Linked DNA regions of Mus musculus: region 1 is linked to region 2. The links are chromatin loops, found by intact Hi-C in ENCODE. Cell type or tissue: gastrocnemius. All regions are shown on one strand. Each heading gives the region's core, and the rest is flanking DNA. Links, peaks and the distances in the headings are about the cores only.

Region 1 (9,151 bases), core at 824-8,823, 89 kb before region 2:
CACATACATGTGGAGGTCAGATGACAACCTCTGTTGTCATTTCTCTGGTATTGTCCACCTTCTCTTCTGCACAGGGACTCTCGCTGGCCTGGAACTCACTGGTTTAGCCCAGTGAGCTCAAGGTGTCCCCGTGTCTCCACCTCCCCTGCTCTGGGATTACAAGCAGGCACCTACCACTGTGCCAGGCTTTTTTTTTTTTAACATGAAGTCTGAGATTGAACTCAGGCCTTTGGGCTTGCACACATACTTTACACATTGGGCTATCTAGTCTCCCAATGCTCTTTTCCAGAGCTTTCTCATCCCATGCCCCAATTAGGCTCCACTTCCACTGACAACGTCCCTCATCTAGGGGAGGACCCCCATTCCCACTGACATCTCTGTACCTCCCCGGCCCCACTCACCTTCCTTCCCCAAACCGTACTCTATCTTGTACTTCAGCACCTGTCCATTGCTCAGGCTGGAGGGCAGGGGCAGCCATGCCACCCTGATGTCCGAGGGGTTGGGGCTGGACAAGGTAAGCTGGGGTGCTGCGCTGGGGACTGAGACAGAAGAACATTGGCGTGAGCTCCGCTCCACCAACAGGGAAGATAAGACACAGTCAGGAGTGATCAGAGACTTGCCCAGGTCACACAGCAAGTCAGAAGTAGGCCCAGGCCCAGGATCTGAGGGAGGGAGGGAGGGAGCCTCTCAGGGGAGCCCTACGCTGGAGGATGCGGAGACATCCTTTCTATCCCAAGGCTAGTGGACAGTGTGGGCCAGAAGCTTTCATATCCAATGGCTGGGTAGTAAATGTATGTTAGGAAGAAGGGCTGCATGGTATGGGGGCTCAGAGCTGGGCTCAAGTCCCAGCTGCCCTGCTGAGCTTGGCAAGTCATTTTCATTTTCTGAGCCCCAGTTTCCCCATTTTACACTGGGAAGAAGAACCTCTGCCCACTGCTTTATAGGGCACAACAGACATCACAAGGCAGGGAAGAGGGCCTTGGGCCACACTGTCCCTGAGTGGGAGTGTCTCTGGGTCCCAGGTCACTGCAGGTTCAGAGGTCCTACCATCGTCCAGTGTATGCACCAGGGCTGGGCTGGAGGTTCGGCTGGCCCCCAGCTGGGAGTAGGCCACCACGTAGAACTCATAATCCGTGTTGGGTTCCAGGTCCCGAACCTGCAGCTCTGTGGTGTCATTGTTTACTGCAAACTGGTACTCCACATTGTCCACTCCTGAGGTGGTAGCACGGGGGGGACAAAGGGACTGTCACAGCCCACTCCATGTCTGACTAGCTGGAGACTGTCTGGGGATCCTACTGGTCTATGTATAGCTAAATTGTTACAGACAATCTAGGGTGAAGGATAGAAATGCCTCTGCCATCTAGTCTACTTATTGCATTGATTCCATAATAGGCCAGGAAGCTCCCCGTGCTAATTGAAGGAGCCCGTCCTGCAGTTAGTTAGCTGGGGGTGGAAGATGGCTCCTTTAACCCTGGAAAGAGAAGCATTCTCTCCGTCAAGGAGTGCGTGTACACTCCATTCTCTAATACTAGATCACTTCCCAGCAGTATTGCTCCCCATCCCTTCCTCTCATCTTTAATTATCCATCCCATACTTGCCCTAACTGGGATTCCCGCGGTCAAGAGTAGACATACCCCTTGCCTTTTGGTAGTGAAGAGAGAAGCCAATGATTTGCTCGCTGTGCAACTCAGGCCGCTCCCAGGCCACCAGCACAGAGGAGCTGCTCAGCGGCGTGGCTGTGACCCGAGTCGGGGCGCTGGGCAGCCCCTCGCGCACCACTACCGCCAGGGGCGCAGCGGCACAGGCAGTTCCCGCGCTGTTTTCTGCTACGCACTGGTAGTAGCCAGCGTCCTGAAGGCCGATCTGAGTGATGACCAAGCTGCCGCCACCGCCCTGCACCTTGACGCGCCCATTGGGTCGCAACGGGATCCCGTCGTGCAGCCAGTGCAGCGCGGGCCGTGGCTCCCCGGACGCCCGGCACACGAAGCGCGCGGTGCTGGCCCGCGTCCGCGAGAGCGCCTCGGGCGCCTGCGAGATGGCTGGGGCAGCTGAGGGGCAGAAGGGAGACTCTGACAAGAGGGCCTACCCCTCTCCAAGTGTCCCAACACCGCGCCCAAGCCTCACCCTGAGGTCCTCTCCCCTAGTCATACGGGCCCAGCTCTGGTCCACTAGACTCGACCCCTCCTGGGCTAGTCCTCCTTTCTCCCAAGCCCAGCAGATTTCCAGCTTTTGAGCTCTAGGCTGTAACTTCACTTTCTCCTCCCCGTGGCTTCTTATACCCAGCAGTTACTCCAGCTTTCAGCAAGCCTGGTCCCCCAGTTTTCTGTTGTATTGAGAAAGCTCTTTTATAGCCCAGGTTGGCCTTGAATTTCTGATCTGCCCGCCTCAGCATCACCCCAACTGATTAATCCCAGCATTCCTAGGAGACAGAGACAGGAGATTCCCCAGAATTCCCCGGGCCAGCTAGCCTGGAGTATGAAGTGAACAAGAAACCTTGTCTCAACTCAGTCTGTGACCGCAATACACTCACCATGGCCTGCACACACTCATAGGGACTTAATAGCCTAAGACATTGTCATTGTTTAATAATTTTGTTTTTGAGATAGACTTTTCACTCTGTAGCTGGTCTCAACTCTGTAGCTAGGGCTGGTATCGAACTCACGCTCCTGCCACAGTTTTCTGAGTGCTACCACGTACAGATTCTGGGCTTCACACACCCCCCTAGACCATTCCACTATCTCCTTCCATAACCTCACCCCACTCCTGCTCGCCTGCACTCTCACTCCTCATGACCCAAACCAGGCTTTAAATCCGCCCCCCCACCCCCCGTCTCAAATCGCCCCATTCCCTCCCCCCCCCCCCCCAGCTACGGAATCCAGTCCTCCAACAATCACCACCAATCAGAAAATTCAGACTCCTCCCATGTGGTCCCCCTCACATTTAGTCTTCTAGGACCGCCCCTTCTCCCTCTAACACACACCCATCCTTAACGTCCCCCAGCACCAGCCCTTCCTTACCAAGCACTCGGAGCTCAGCAGCCGCAGTGGCGAAATCACGCGTGCGGGGCTTGTTGGCTCGGCAGACATAGACTCCAGAGTGCCGAGGCTGCGCGCTGGCGATGAGTAGATTGGTCCGGCCCAGAACGATGACATCCGTGGAGATAGGCTTTCCATCTGGTGACAGAGAAGGAGCAGGCTGGAGGGGGACGCTGGAACTGTCCCTCTACACCCTCTCCAACTACGAGGTTCCCACTACATCCCTGCAAAGCTGCATCACAGCCGCTGGTTTGAATCCCAGTTCCTTCTTACTCTGATCCCTAGGTGGAAAAGCAGAAGGGAGGTGGGTAAACGATGGCTAAATGGTCTCTGGTGGGCGGAGCAGATATTTAATACAATCTCTCTCTCTCTCTCTCTCTCTCTCTCTCTCTCTCTCTCTCTCTCTCTGTGTGTGTGTGTGTGTGTGTGTGTGTGTGTGTGTGTGTCTGCCTGTCTCTGTCTCTCTGTCCCTCGCTCTCTCTGTCTCTCTGTGTCTCTCTCTCCTCCCACCCCCAGAATTTTCCAAAGTAGGGTTTCCTCTGAGTAGCCCTGGTTACCCTGAACTTGCTCTGTAGACCAGGCTGGCCTCAAACTCAGAGCCCCGCCTGCCTCTGCCTCCCCAGTGCTGGGATTAAGGATGTGTGCCACCACCACTGGGCTTTAATACAACCTTCTTTAGACTTTATTACTGCATGAATGTGTGTACATGTGAGCTTGCTTGCATGTGCTATGGAAGTCAAAGGACAACTCTAAGGAGTCAATTCTCTCCTTCTATCTTTAGGCAGAAGCTCCTGACTTGGAGCCTGTGAAATACTGTACCATCTTGCCCACTTCCCCAGTCTCCTCCTCCTCTTTCCTCAGCACTCACCCTGTCGGACCCAGGACACAAAAGGGGTGGGGTCAGCAGAGGCCACGCACTCCATCACTACACTCTGTCCAGACACTACCGTGGTGTTCTCTGGGGCTGCCACAATGACCACATCCTGCCCCCTGGTAGCCTCCAAAGACCCTGTAGTGAAGATAGGACAGGGTTAGCTTGCCAATTACTGCTTCTGAATGCCCAAAGCAGGGGGCCTGGGGCGTCATGGTTCTTTCTGTCAGAAGGGGAAAGCAACTGTCAAGCAGAGCTGGCGTAGGCCTTGGAGTTCTTTCTCTTGGAGCCAGAAGAATGCTCTCCGACACAAGTGAAACCCCACAAGTTACTGGGTAGACCATACCTCCCCCATATTTCCCCGCCCAAATCCAGCTCCCATGGCATCTGCCTTAGACTCAGCACCCAGCTCTAGTTCTAAGACTGTCTATAAGTTGTTGTGTGAGTCAGGCAGATGCCTTTCCAAAGTACCTCAGAGTTCTACAAGCAAAAGGTGGGCTGTTAAGCCGGGCCTGGTGGCGCACAACTTTAATCCCAGCACTCAGGAGGTAGAAGCAGGCGGATTTCTGAGTTCGAGGCCAGCCTGGTCTACAAAGTGAGTTCCAGGACAGCCAGGGCTATACAGAGAAACCCTGTCTCAAAAAAACACCCCCCCCCAAAAAAAAAGGTGGGCTGTTGTTTTTAGCAAAGAAGCTTCACGATGTGTTTCTGTGTCCAACTCTCTCTCCTTGTGGCACAACATTGAACACCTGATTTGTCCAGCAGGGGGAAGCATAGACCTAGTGCTGGAGAGCGCGCAAGGATGGCCTGGAGCCTCAGCCTAGGGACTAGAGGATGGAACCAGTGAAGAGGAGGGATGACACAAGTGAGCAACCTTGGGGGAGGCTTGCAGTGAGATCTGTGGAGCAGCTGCTGAATGCCAAGCACTTTCCATTCCCATCTCAGGGTCACACAGATGGTGAGGAGAGTCAGGATTCAAAACAGGTCTTCGTGACCCCCCAAACCAGTGCCCTTGTTACTACCTAATCCTGGCAGGGGCTTTTCAAAGAGAGGCAGAAAAGAGACTTCTAGCTACAGATGCTTGCTGCCAAGTCTGACGGATCCCAGGAACCCACTAAGTGGAAGAAGACAACCGACTTCCACAAATCCTTCTCTGTTCATGAGTGCTATGGGACTTGTGTATGAACACACAAAATAAATGTTTAAAAAAAATGGGAAAAAGAAAGGCAGAAAAGGACCAGAGTACAGGTGAGGAGCCAGTTTGGCATACATAAGGAGATTGGGTGAACCTCTAGCCCAAAGCCTTTAAGGCACCTGGAAGGGCAGAAGGGACCAGAGGCTGCAGGGCATTTGGATACCTTGCCTGTTCACCAGTTCTTGTGCAACCGTAGGAAACACAGACACCCCATAAGGAACGAACCCCACCCCCACCCCCACCCCCTGCCAGTTGGAGTCCCAAACCCTAGGTCTATCCCATGTAGAATTACTACTCAATCAGCTTTCCAAAGACCCGGGTCTAGTCACTTTCATTCCCAGTATAGCTGTCCCCAGAAATCCCCTTACCTCTGAGGGCCACAGTGAGCGAGGCCTCCTGGCTGAATCGTTGGCGGGCTGAATTGGTGGCCACGCAGCGGTAGGAGCCTGCATCACTGTCCTGGACATCTAGGATCTGGAGGACGCCATTGGGAAGAGTGATGAGCCTTGGGAAGGAGCAGAGGGAGCCTGTGAGGTGTGGGAAGGCGATAGAGAGGGGTGGCCCTGAGGGACAGAAATGCCAACCCTCACCTAACAGACTGGCAAAGACCAAATGGTTTACTAACAGCTCAGGCGGGTGGGTAAGGAAATCACAGAAGGCACATCTGTCCAGCAGGCATCACCCAGGACATGCTCTTTTCTGGACAAGCTGGTAGCATGATCCAACAGCAAGGAGCTGTTCATCTAGCCCTGGGACTTCTGGGACTCTATCACAGTCAGTCAGACACACACAGCACCTGCATGTCAGTGTTTACTGCAGCCCTGTGCAGAGGCTGGAAACTGTTGGGTGTATCCTGGCCTCACAGGTGTGGGCACCTCCTGCAATGGAACGCGGCAGGTCCAGGCGCCCTCCGCACTGTGTGCTTTGGTGCCGCAGGATAACACACTCAGAGCCAAATTCTTACTAGATTGTATATGTACTGAATGTCCCCAGAAAAGGAAGTTGTTTCTGAGGAGGGGGCCTGGTAGCCTGGAAGCTGGAGGTGTGAGAAGCCTAACTTTTTTTTTTTTTAAAGATTTATTTATTTATTATATGTAAGTACAATGTAGCCGACTTCAGACACACCAGAAGAGGGCATCAGATCTCATTACAGGTGGTTGTGACCTACCATGTGGTTGCTAGGATTTGAACTCTGGACCTTCAGAAGAGCAGTCAGTGCTCTTACCCATTGAGCCATCTCACCAGCCCGAAGCCTAACTTTTTATTACACACATATACCATTTTAAGAATTTGAATGTTTTAGCCAGGCGTGGTGGTGCACGCCTTTGATCCCAGCACTTGGGAGGCAGAGGCAGGCAGATTTCTGAGTTCGAGGCCAGCCTGGTCTACAGAGTGAGTTCCAGGACAGCCAAGACTACACAGAGAAACCCTGTCTCGAAAAAAACCCAAACAAGCAAACAAACAAAAAAAGATTTTGGATGTTTTAAACCTTTTTTTTTCACCCCTGGAAGATTAAAAACCAACAACAGAAACAGCGTTTGTGTGTGTGTGCCTTAGCGCAGGTGCCTGCCAAGTTGAGGAAAGGGCTGGCGTTGCAGATGGAGCTGCAGTTACTGGCAGTGGCGAGCGGCCTGATGTGGTGCTGGGAGCTAACTCCAGAGGAGTAGCTCGCATTTACAACTGCCAAGCCGTCATCTCTCTGCTTGCTCCACCTTTATTAACCTCTTACCTGCATTTCCTTTCCCTCTTCCTAACAAAAATTCCCTTATTCCCTCATCTCCTCTGACCCTCAAAGGAATCCCAAGAGGCAGGAGAATCACAACCTCCATTTTATGGTAACAAAATTGAAGCTCAGGGTAGTGCATTCACCCAGGGTCTTCATGCTGGAGCAGTTACAGCCCAAAACCAGGGGCTGGGGATATGGTTCCATGAGTAGAAGGCTTGTCTAGCTTGCACCAGACCCCACTTCCATCTTCAGCACTGTGTGAATCAGTAACGCTCCACGCCTGTAATGACAGCGTTAGGGAGGTGGAGGCAGGAGAATCAGAAGCTGAAGGTCATCCTGTGCCACACAGTGCGTTGGAGGCCATTGTAGATGATGTGACACTATGCTACAAGACATCTTGAGGCCAGGTCTTCTGGTCCTAGAGGCCAAGTTCAGGCCCCTGCTCATAGCTAGGTGTGGCTGTGGGAGGGATGGGTGTGGTTTCCAATAGTTTCTACCCAGCAATCCACAAAGCAATTTAGAAGACCAGGAAGACGGGGCCTTCTTACCAGACCTGCAGGAGAGAAGGTTGAGAAAGCCAGGAGACCTTGCTTGAGAAACTTGGGGCAGGGAGGTTGGGGGATGGTGGGCACTGAGTATGTTCAACCAGTCAGGAGGTGATGAGGCCTTCTACGGGGGTCAGCTCCAGGTAGTGAGAATCTTAAGTGTACAGACTGGGTGGAACCATAGGGCGACAGGGCATTGGGTGCTGGGGAAGGCTCTTTGTTCCTGGAAAAGCAGGGGCTAAGGAAACCTAAGTATGGGAGCGGTGAGATGGCCAAGGGACTGAAGAAGGGTATTGGGAGACATTCTTGGGAATATGGTGGGACCAGTCCTTCCCTCATCTGCCCAGGTGAGCCTTTGTCCCACACCCAACCTCTCACCTCAGCTCCAGATGCACTCACAGATGTGCTACAGTAGAGAGATGGGGGCGGGGAAGCAGGAGAAACATGTAGGGAGACATCTGGGCCAGTACCCAATCTACTGCCATGAGAAATCAGATGAGAAAGACCACCCCTCACGGCCGACTCTACTTCACATGCTGCAATCTGTGGCTTTTCCTTCCCCTCCATCCTCCATCCAGCCAGTTCCCCTAGGGGATTACCTCCACTTTCGAATCTTGGTGCCAGGAAAAGGGAGCACCAAGTGCTAAGAGCAAACCTGTTCCTTGAGCAATAGCATTTCCTTCACTTTGTGTGCAGGAATGGATCTGCCTGCTCCTTTCCTCGGGCACAGAGCTGTAGCTGCAGCCAGAGGCAAGGTGCTGCCCTGCCTCCCCAGGGCTGTCTAAACCTGTTCTGGTTTTGTTACAATGTGGTTTTAGAAACTCTGGCTTCTGAAAGATGACTGAAATGTATTGGCTAGTAGGGGAGAAGTTACAAAATAGTGCTTAAGAAACAATTCTGGGGCTGGTGAGATGGCTCAGCAGTTAAGAGCACTGACTGCTCTTCCAGAGGTCCTGAGTTCAAGTCCCAGCAACCACGTGGTGGCTCACAACCATCTGTAATGGCCCTCTTCTGGTGTGTCTGAAGACAGCTTGCAGTGTACTCATATACATAAAATAAATGAAAAAAAAAACATGTATGGGCACAAAAATATTTAAAACAAACAAAAAGGAAGCAATTCTGGTTTGGGGAAACAGATAAATGACAGGTTGAGGCACATGGTTGGCAAAGCTTTTGTAGTGCTTGGGGTTCCCTTTGTGAGGGGGATTGTTGAGCACTCTTATTTGTTGAATTTTACAAAATGAAAACCTTTTTGTTTTTGAGTTAGGCTGGTCTGGAGTGAGGATGAGGATGGTGGAATACTCAAAATGGTAAGGCCTGCGTTCAGTCAGGAGGGGCTTCCCTTTTCATTCTATAATGTGCATTTTGGCTTTTTTTTTCTTTTTTTCTTTTTTTTTTTTTGGTTTTTTGAGACAGGGTTTCTCTGTGTAGCCCTCGCTGTCCTAGAACTCACTCTGTAGACCAGGCTGGCCCTGAACTCAGAAATCCGCCTGCCTCTGCCTCCCAAGTGCTGGGATTAAAGGTGTGTGCCACCACGCCCGGCTGCATTTTGGCATTTTAATATAAATTCTTTTTTTAGTTTCATTCATGGCTGGCTCCCATGGAAAAAAAAGGTATCTCCTATTACTAGAGATGAATGTAAGTGAGGCTAGGGTGGAGTTCAGGTGGGAGAGTGGATTGTCTAGCATACACAAAACTCTGGACGTGCTGGGTCCTAAGCTCAACACCTCATGGTGTGGTAGCACTTGCCTGCAATTGTAGCACTTAGGAGGTAGAAGC
Region 2 (9,067 bases), core at 1-8,000:
CTTGATCTTTTCTGATATTTAAACGTGACATGAACAAAGTATCAGAGAAAAATAAATACAACAAGGCTATCAGGAAACCTTGTAGAGATGTAGCTCAGTAGTCGGGTCAATCTTAGTTCTACAAACTGAAACAAATTACATTGTAATCACGTTTCACATAATCATTAACTACTTCTCCAACAATCAATAGATGGCTGTGTATTTAAGATGATGTCTTTCTTTTAAAGCTCAGCTTTACAGTTAACATCAATTCATGGTAAGAAGTTATCTGCAATCTAGTAAGTAACCCAAAGGTGTAGGCTGAGAGTCAGTCCACCTAACTTGAATTACTGGTATGCAAAAGTGCTGAACTGTGAGTAGTCGGGCATTGTATCATTTTCTGAGCATGATACTATCATTTCTAATGTTAACAATAACCAATAACAAAGTCGTCCAAATACTGTTACATCAGGTATAATTGTAACACTCTGATCCAGGGCTCCACTGACTAAAATCTGACAGAGAATTGACTGAGTCTCAAGAGTATCAAGTGACAGTACCTGAGAGTGGTGGTTGTTGGCCCAACTAAAAGCTAGGAGGCCTACTTTCAATCATGTCAAAGGACCTAGTCTTCTGAGGGAGCAAGGGACTAAAATGAAAAGAATCCAACTCAGTTTCCTTAAGTGGGAAATCTCATCTCTCCTCTACCCCTTGCAAGTACAAGGCCAAGGAACAGAAAAGAGCAACACAGTAGACATCTAGAGTTTTACTGCCTAGCTGGAGTCATTAACACCTTTAGAGTCCTTCTATGTAAAAATTCACACCAACTTCTATTTAAAAACTGGAATTTCTGAATGGACTGTACTAGTCTCCACACATATACACACAGTACAGTTTAAATGACAGTCTGTCACTCTATTGACAGTAAATAGTCTGCACAACAGGGGCTGTGCAATTCATGCAACTGTGTAACTAATTTCCAGGATTCCCCCCATACTCTCTATATACAAATATGTCCTCAGAATATGTGGCCTGAATTTCCTAAAACTCAGCCCTATCCATTCTCAGCATTATGCACATATTTCACAGCCCCACCCTCTCCACTTCTGGACCTTCCCTGGTGCCTACCTGATGGTATTTTCATCTGCTCAGATCTCTTCTACTTTCAAAGAGATCATTTTCACCTGGCCCAACTTTAAGCACAGATCTCTCCGTTCATCCTGATCTCTTCTCACAGGAATCTTTCCTTTTCTCACCATCCAATCCTGCTTACCAGATAAGAGATGTTAATCATTAAAATGGACCATATACGGTCGAAAAAATATAAGCCTAAAAATCCCCAAATATTTAACTGATAGATTTCCTGTTAGTGTAATATGGAATGCCTGAATTCTTTGGGATCTCCAACTTGTCAAAACTGTGTTTGTGTTGATAGGTCTTACAAACCCTATGCAGGTCTTGAATTTAGTCCTCTTGCTTCAGCTTCCTGAGTGTGGAAATTGCAGACCTTTGCTAATGAGCTCGACCCTAAGATTACTTTTTTTCCAGAAATGTATAACTCAAATTGCGTAGTTAAGTTCTAACAGTAGGTGTAAATCTTGATGTCCAGACACATTCAAGGGAAAATGATAGGTTTTAAAAACTGCAAAAGCGGACCAGAGATGGCTCAGCAGTTAAGAGTTAATAATGATATTGCAGAGGCCCCAAGTTTGGTTCTCAGTAGCCATTTCTGGCTGCTCACAACCACCCATAAGACCAGTTCTCAGGGGGATCCAATACCTCTGGTTTCTATGGGAACTGCACTCACATGCACATACCCTCACGCATACACACAAACCTTTTTAAAAAGGCATATAGATGTGAGGTGTCAACTGTAAAGCCTTGACTTTGGCGGATGTAATGTATTTCTAGGGTCAGGGAATTAGTTCAAAAGGCAAAAGCACTGTGGCAGAAACCCAAAGATCCCAGGGAAGCCAGGGGAGCATTGGAGCGGCTGTCAATCCAGCAGCCCGAATGCAGCAAGGGAGGCATACATAGGAGAACCGCTGAAGTTGATCAGCTAGCCTGGGATACACAGCAATTGCGACTCTGCCTCAACGAAGTGTAAAGGGAGGACTCCCAAAAGTTATCCTCCGACTTCCACACGATCCCGAAGACATGTGCGTGTAGAGCCGCGAGCACACACAAGCACACACACACACAAAGACAGAATTTATTTCTATGTGCCTATGTTCCTTTTACATGATGTCATAACGAGCTGATGAAAGAATAAATTCAGTACAATAAAAAATGTGTATTATAGGTCATTGTTTGCAGAAAGGGAACTTGAATTTAACAACTAAATTTTGTTCACTTCTCTGTTTGTAGCCAAGGTTAATCTTGAACTCAAGATCCTCTTGCCTCGGCCTCGCAAATGCTGGGGTTACAGGTATGCAGCACTATACCCAGCTACAATTTCTGACAAAGCTGTCCTATTCTTTAAGAGTACTCCATTTTGCCTTCTTTTTCTTGCCATAATATTGAGAATAAGTGAGATAGGTAGCTTTTCTAAAAAATAATCACGAAGCCAGTTGATAGTCTAGCTTAGGGGGAAAAATGTGTGTTATTTTTGCAACAGTAAATAATATGTTATCAGTTTAGACTCCAAGCTCTGTATGCCACATAGAGATGAAGAAGCTATGTGGCAAGAGGAGGGTAAAAATGTTAGCAGCAATAGGCTAAGAGTCAAGACACCTCCCCAAAGCGCGAAGCCCCTCATTCTGAAAAATGACATATTGTGTTAAAAAGAGCTTCGGGATTCTTGGGGTGGGGTCTCTAGAAATGGCATCCCGTAGCTTTTTACGGTAAGAACCAATCAGTCGTCTAGACCCTGCACACCTCACTGGAGCCTAGCCATTTCACTTTTCTGTGTCTACAGCTGAGAAAGTTTATCCGACGTAAAGGGCTTGAAAGCTATGAATGAGGAAGGAGGAGAGGTGTGGCAGCGAATGTGGCGCGAGAGGACAGTAGGAACAGCAAGGCTTAGTTAAAAGAGGATGAGCAAGCTGGACAGGAAGGGCAAGGACCCTGCTGCGAATGCGTGGAACAGAATGGCAGCGAGACAGTGAGCGCGGAGGGATGGATCTAGAGTGAAGCAGGAGGGAGGGAGGAAGGAACACCCGGCTAGGGGAAAGCAGCGAGTCCAAAGGCGAATCCCATCCGCCACTGGCGGACCTCAGGCGAACCCCTTCGCCTCTGCGGATTTCCGTTTCCTCCTCCGAATGCCCGGACTGTCCCCGGCATCCCAACCCAAGCCAGGCTCTATCAAGATAACGGACGTGGGAGTCCGAGCGGGCAGCAGCCAGCGTTCAGGGGCGCCCAGTGAACGTTGGCAGCCTCGCAATCCGAGTGTGCGCTTCCTCTTCCGGCCAACGGGGCCCAGCCACCCGCTCTCCCGGCGGGAGCGGCCCGAGGGCGGCCGGCCGGAGCTCCGTGGCCTCGCGGGCGCAGGGGAGGGAGAGCGGGCGGATACTGCACCTTCCCCCCGGGCCCGCCCGGACCGTCCGGATGCGCTATGGAGCGGGCCTACGCCGCTTCATGCCGCGCCGCCTCCGCTCCCGTCGGGGCCACAGCAGCTTCCTCGGCGGCGGCCCCCGCGGCCCCCAGGCAGCGGACGAAGGGACTTAAAAGCGGCGGAGGCGAAGACAGCACCGGAGGCCTCGGCACTTCCGGTTCCCCGAGCCCCGCCCTCCGACAGAGGAAGGCTAGCGGCCGGACCAAGAAAGGATGACTCTCGCTTCTGTGCGCGAGGGGGCCCCACAGCGCCACCGAGCGGCGGGAGGAGGTGCCGCACGTGGACTGCCTGACAGGAGGGAAAACATACAAGGTTAGAAGAGAAAGCAACATTCACCCCACCTCTGTTAGCTACTCAAAGTAAATAAACTTCATGTTCACTGGCCGGTGGGATGGCTCAGCAGGTACAGGCACCTGGGCCTACAAGATTTCTGAAAGAACAAGCCAGGTCCAGCAGGCGCTTATCCAACCTCTATATCCAATCTCTGTCTGTCTCTGTCTCCCTCTCTCTGTCTCTCTGTCTCCCTGTCTCTGTCTCTCTGTCTCTCTCTCTCACTCACACACACATCCCTGCGTTAGAGCAGAAAGCCAAAATTCCTGCCTTTTTGAGATGACAGAGGCCAACCATGGCTTTGGAGACCTCAGCATTACAGTTATGACGGAAAAAAACAAACAAACAAATGTGAATTTGGATACAGAAATTTTTCTTTTCTTTTCTTTTTTCTTTTTTTAATTTTTTTTTCAGTGACGTTTACATTTTATTTACGTCAGTAGCACTAAAATACATTCCTCCTTGAGGGTCACATTTCCACAACACACATTAACACCAATCCATACTCCATAAGTGCCCACACCACCTCCCACCAAAACCAAGCAAACTCAGCAAACACTTCCTGGTCACTTCCTCAAAACCCGGGTGGGTCCTGTCCCGGCTCCTAGCTACGGCAGTGCCCAGAACTCACAAAGCTTCCCCTTTCCACACTGCGGACCCATCTCAAGCTCACCAACACTGTTCATCATGTGCTCATTTTTTTCTTTTTTTTTTTTTTTTTAACTAATTGATTATTTATTTTATGTATATGAGTGCTCTATCAGCATGTACACCTGCATGCCAGAAGAGGGCATCAGATCCCATTATAGATGACTGTGAGCCACCATGTGGTTGCTGGGAATTAAACTCTGGACCTCTGGAGCAGCAGCCAGCGCTCTTAACCTCTGAACCATCATCTCTCTAGCCTCCAGAACTTTAATGTTAAAGATCTTTAGTAGACCACCCATTCTTTGTTGGGTTGGGGTCTTCTCTCTGTAAATGGATATAACAACATTGGCATTCAGTAGTGATAAAAGCTAACAATGCCTGTGGCACTGAGACATGAAAGATGGAGAAATAAGGCCTGGAGGTGGCTGCTACACTGAGAGGCAGGTCCCTTGACCCATCATTTATTTCCTAATCCACACTGTACGTTAGCTGAGGGAAAGAGTGGGGAAAGAAGTGTAAAGGTAGCTGGGAAAGTAGGCAGAGACCAGACTGGTGGAGGAGCTATGCCTCCCCAGTTCCTGTTACTGTCTTTGGGAGCTGTGTATCAGTGGGATTATTGTAATGGCATTAAGAGAGGACCCACAGGCACCATGTCCTACTGCAGTGTGTACTGACCCACTGTGAGGTTAAAGGAGCCTTCCCTTGAATTTTTTTCTTTTTTCTTTTTGATGTTGAGCTCCCTAAAAGAAAGGACAGTAGGGGCTGGAGAGACGGCTCAGTGGTTAGGAGTACCAACTGCTTTTCCAGAGGTCCCGAGTTCAATTCCCAGCAACCACATGGTGGCTCACAACCATCTGTAATGGGATCCGATGCTGTCTTCTAGTATGTCTGAGGACAGACAGTACTCTCATATATGTAAAATAAATAAAATCTTTTAAAAGAGAAAAAGAACAGTGGTTTTCTCTAAGTATCCCATTTGACGTCTCTGATCTGAGAGCACGTTTTAAGACTCTAAATACATACACCTACTCCATTATCAAAATACAGTGTGCTATCTTGAATTTCCTTTGGGCTCATGGATTCTCTATCATTTGCTGACGCTATTCTCAAATCTGGGCCCACAAAGAGCGAGGGAAAAGGACACATCTGATTTTTGTGCAGTTTGCGTCCTCATAATGAATTAGAAGAAAGGCCTGGTGGTACAGGCTGGAAATCCCAGTACTCAGGAAGTTGAGGCAGGAGGATTCTGTCTGAGTTCAGGACCAGTCTGGACAACAGAGACAGAGACAGAGACAGAGACAGAGACTCAGATTTGTAAGTTTTCAGAGTTATTTTCTCTCTCCTCCACTGTGGTTAAGATGAACAAACAAACCCTCCCCGGCTAGGACTGTATCTCTGCAGTAGGACAGGTGCTTAGCAGCAGGGTGTGGTGCCTTGCACCTGTAGGTCCCTGTTTGGGAAACTAGATAAGAGAACTGCCGTGAGCTTGAGCTTAGCCTAAGCTATCCAGTGAGATGGAGGCCAGCCCAGCTTATATAGTGCTTTCTAGACCAGGCAAGCCTTGCTACAGAGTGTGACCCCGTCTCTAGCTCCTCCTCTTCCCCCTCACAGATGTGCTTGGCACATCTGAAGCCTTGGACTCAATCCCCCAGCACCGAGGCTTCTAAACAGCCCTCAGATTCTGGTGAAGCTGTAGGGCAGCGTCTGTAGCACCGCATCTTGCCAACACCACCTATGTCCGTACAGCCACGGAGCAGAGGTCCTAGCCAGAGCTGAGCTGGGCCTTAGTGGAGAGGGTAGGTTTGTGCGGAGTTCCAAGCTGTCTCCCCTGGGAAAATGCTAGAAAGATACTTCTCTAATATTTCATGCAACATCTCTCCCTGCAGCTTCCTATGTGGTTTTCTTTCCCCCTTGCCAAGAACATAAAAGCTGCTTAGCACAATCGAGAATTGTCTCTTCAGGGGTAGGTGTCCAGTAACTCCCATCTCAGGGGTGGGTGTCCCATAGCTCATCCCTCATCAGTGTGTGTCCCACTGAAAGATCCTGACAGAATGTAAAAGGTCACAGAAGCCCTGAAATTGGCAAGATAGATTTCATTGTTAGCAGAACTAGCTTCACTAATTTAGAAAAATAGAGGTGCACAATGCTCTGGCCACTCCTTGAACCCTTGTGTCTGCCAGTGTTTTGACCGTTCCTTGAACCCATGTGTGTGCCCGCTGATGAAGCCCATTGCCAGGTGTTTGTGATATTGGTTGCTGGGAAAGAGTCAGAAAATCTCCCAAGCAACCACAGCAGGGCCAATCCGGAGTTGCTACATCTACACCAGACTCTTTCCTTGTACCCCTTCCATACCCATTTTTTTTTTTTTTGAGAATAGACATTGTTTAGATCTGGAAATCCCCTAATCCCCCCTTCTCCTTTCCCCCCTGAGGGCCTATAAAAACGTGGACCCCTTTCCCCTCGTGATCGACTCCTCTACCCCTGCATGGGATATGAGTCGTCCCCAGAGCTCTGGCTTTCCCCGAATAAAGCCTCATGTGGTTTGCATCAAGCTTGGTCTCTTGTGAGTTCTTGGGTGTCCACTATTGCCCCGAGGCCTGAGCAAGGGGCTCCTTTCAGAGTCTTTCTCTACAATTCATGTCTCCCTTTTGTTTCAGCACAGTCTTTTTCAGTGTGCCTGTCAAGATTCCTGAGAAGCACCAGGAATGGTGGGGCACACTTTTAACCCCAGCACTCTGGAGGAAAAGACTGAGATATCTAGGTGAGTTTAAGGCCAGCCTGGTCTACAAAGTGATCTTCAGGTCAAACAGTGCTACACAGAGACAACTGTCTCAAAAAAAAACCAAAAAAACAAAAACAAAACAAACAAACAAACAACAAAAAAACTAAACCAAACCACCACCACCACCAGCAGCAGCAGCAGCAGCAGCAGCAGCAGCAGCAGCAAACCCTGAGAAGCCTGCCCGATTCCTTTGTGCCCACTTTATGTGAACAAGTGAGTGAGCGGCTGAACCTAAGTGTCTCATTACATCTCTACTGGCCAAGCAAGTCAGGCCTTGCCAGGTCTTGTTATATGTTATTGATAAAGCTTAGCTGGTTCTATGCTGCTCTGTAGTTTGGCACTGAACAGGAAAAGACAAGTTACCTAGGCTATGAAGTGTGACTAAGACAGCACCCCAGGTAATGGGGCTTCGAGAGGTGGCTTAGCAGTTAAGAACACTTGATCTGCCAGGCATGGTAGCGCATGCCTTTAATCCCAGCACTTGGGAGGCAGAGGCAGGCGGATTTCTGAGTTTGAGGCCAGCCTGGTCTACAGAGTGAGTTCCAGGCCAGCCAGGGCTACACAGAGAAATCCTGTCTCAAAAACCAAAACCAAACCAAAACAAAAAAACCCCACTTGATCCAGGGCTGGGGAGATGGCTTAGTGGTTAAGAACACTGGGTCCTATTGAAGAGGATCCAGGTTCAGTCCCCAGCACCCACATGCAGCTCACACTTGTCTGTAACTTCAGTTCCAGGACTTCTGACCCCCTCACACAGACTTGTGTTCAGGCAAAATAGCAATGAGCAGCAAATAAAAAAAAAAATTTTTTTTTTTAAAGGTGTGTGCCACCACGCCCGGCACAAATAAAAATTTTAAAAGAACTCTTAAAGCTCTTGGGCACCAGGAACTCACATAGTGAATATACATAGATATAGATAAACCCATACACATAAAATAAAAACAAATCAATTTTCTTTAAAGATAGTACAATGGGGGTGGGGGGAAGGGGACTGAGAGGGATCTAAATTGAATGAATAAATTAATAGGAAAAAAGCTAGCTTATCAGGGCTAGTACAGGTCCACTCACATGCAGCCTGAAACAAATCTCGAGGGAGATTGTGAGTGGAAGGTGAGACCTTTCTGTACTGAGGTCTGTAGGATCTAGGCTACATCCTGGAGGCAGTTCCTGTTGGAGGTAATGGGTCTATAGTCCAGACTCGGACTGGGCCTCTACCAGTGACCAGGTTTAAAGAACTAAACTTCAGCAATGAGGTAGACCTGGCCTCACATCCAGATCTTCTCCCCGCTAACAGGAATGCCAGCCCCTTCTCAACGTCACCTCCCTCACTGTAAGCTGAGAAGAGTAGCACAGCTCAGATGGACATCACTGAGTGAAATGATGATTAGAAATGCCCGTGCACAGCAGGGGTTCCATGTGTCATCTGATTTATTAATGAGAGTAATGTGAGTGATACAGAGGCGGAGAGCACAGAGCCAGCCGGGGCCTGAACCATCCTCCTTGGACAAGACGCTTAGATCCCATGCATAGGCATGTGTGCACATTCTATAGACATTCTCATATATGTGTATATATTTTTTAAAATTAATTAATTATTATTATTATTTTTGGTTTTTTGAGACAGGGTTTCTCTGTATAGCCCTGGCTGTCCTGGAATTCACTTTGTAGACCAGGCTGTCCTCGAACTCAGAAATCAGCCTGCTTCTGCCTCCCAAGTGATGGGATTAAAGGTGTGCACCACCATGCCTGGCATATATATTTTATATACAAAATAT

Evidence for each region. A loop is a pair of places that touch in the nucleus more often than their neighbours do. Peaks named below come from ENCODE experiments on the same cell type or tissue, not always from the same donor. Only the 100,000 strongest peaks of a DNase experiment are listed, where the experiment ranks them.
Region 1: it touches region 2 in a loop (3-fold over the local background); 6 of 42 quality-filtered maps call a loop at or near these places.

The regions. Positions count from the first base shown.
Region 1 is chr9:65,116,673-65,125,823 of GRCm38, reverse strand. It overlaps Igdcc4 (immunoglobulin superfamily, DCC subclass, member 4), which reads right to left. Exons shown (of 20, transcript NM_020043.3): 4 at 5,470-5,606; 5 at 3,904-4,044; 6 at 3,018-3,173; 7 at 1,635-2,048; 8 at 1,048-1,212; 9 at 402-539. Among named protein-coding and RNA genes, the nearest start is that of Igdcc4, 20 kb to the right of the region's middle. In gastrocnemius, for the core only: CTCF peaks have their summits at 1,775 and 4,668 (motif pointing right); DNase peaks (open chromatin) are centred at 1,805, 3,083 and 4,686; H3K4me3 peaks cover 443 bases; H3K27ac peaks cover 740 bases.
Region 2 is chr9:65,027,052-65,036,118 of GRCm38, reverse strand. Dpp8 (dipeptidylpeptidase 8) reads right to left here and starts at 3,661. Exons shown (of 21, transcript NM_028906.2): 1 at 3,496-3,661; 2 at 1,108-1,244. The coding sequence starts at 1,123. It overlaps Gm39362 (a long non-coding RNA gene), which reads left to right and starts at 4,707. Exons shown (of 3, transcript XR_870867.3): 1 at 4,707-6,306; 2 at 7,168-7,271. In gastrocnemius, for the core only: a CTCF peak has its summit at 3,803; DNase peaks (open chromatin) are centred at 3,238 and 3,736; H3K4me3 peaks cover 1,899 bases; H3K27ac peaks cover 2,104 bases.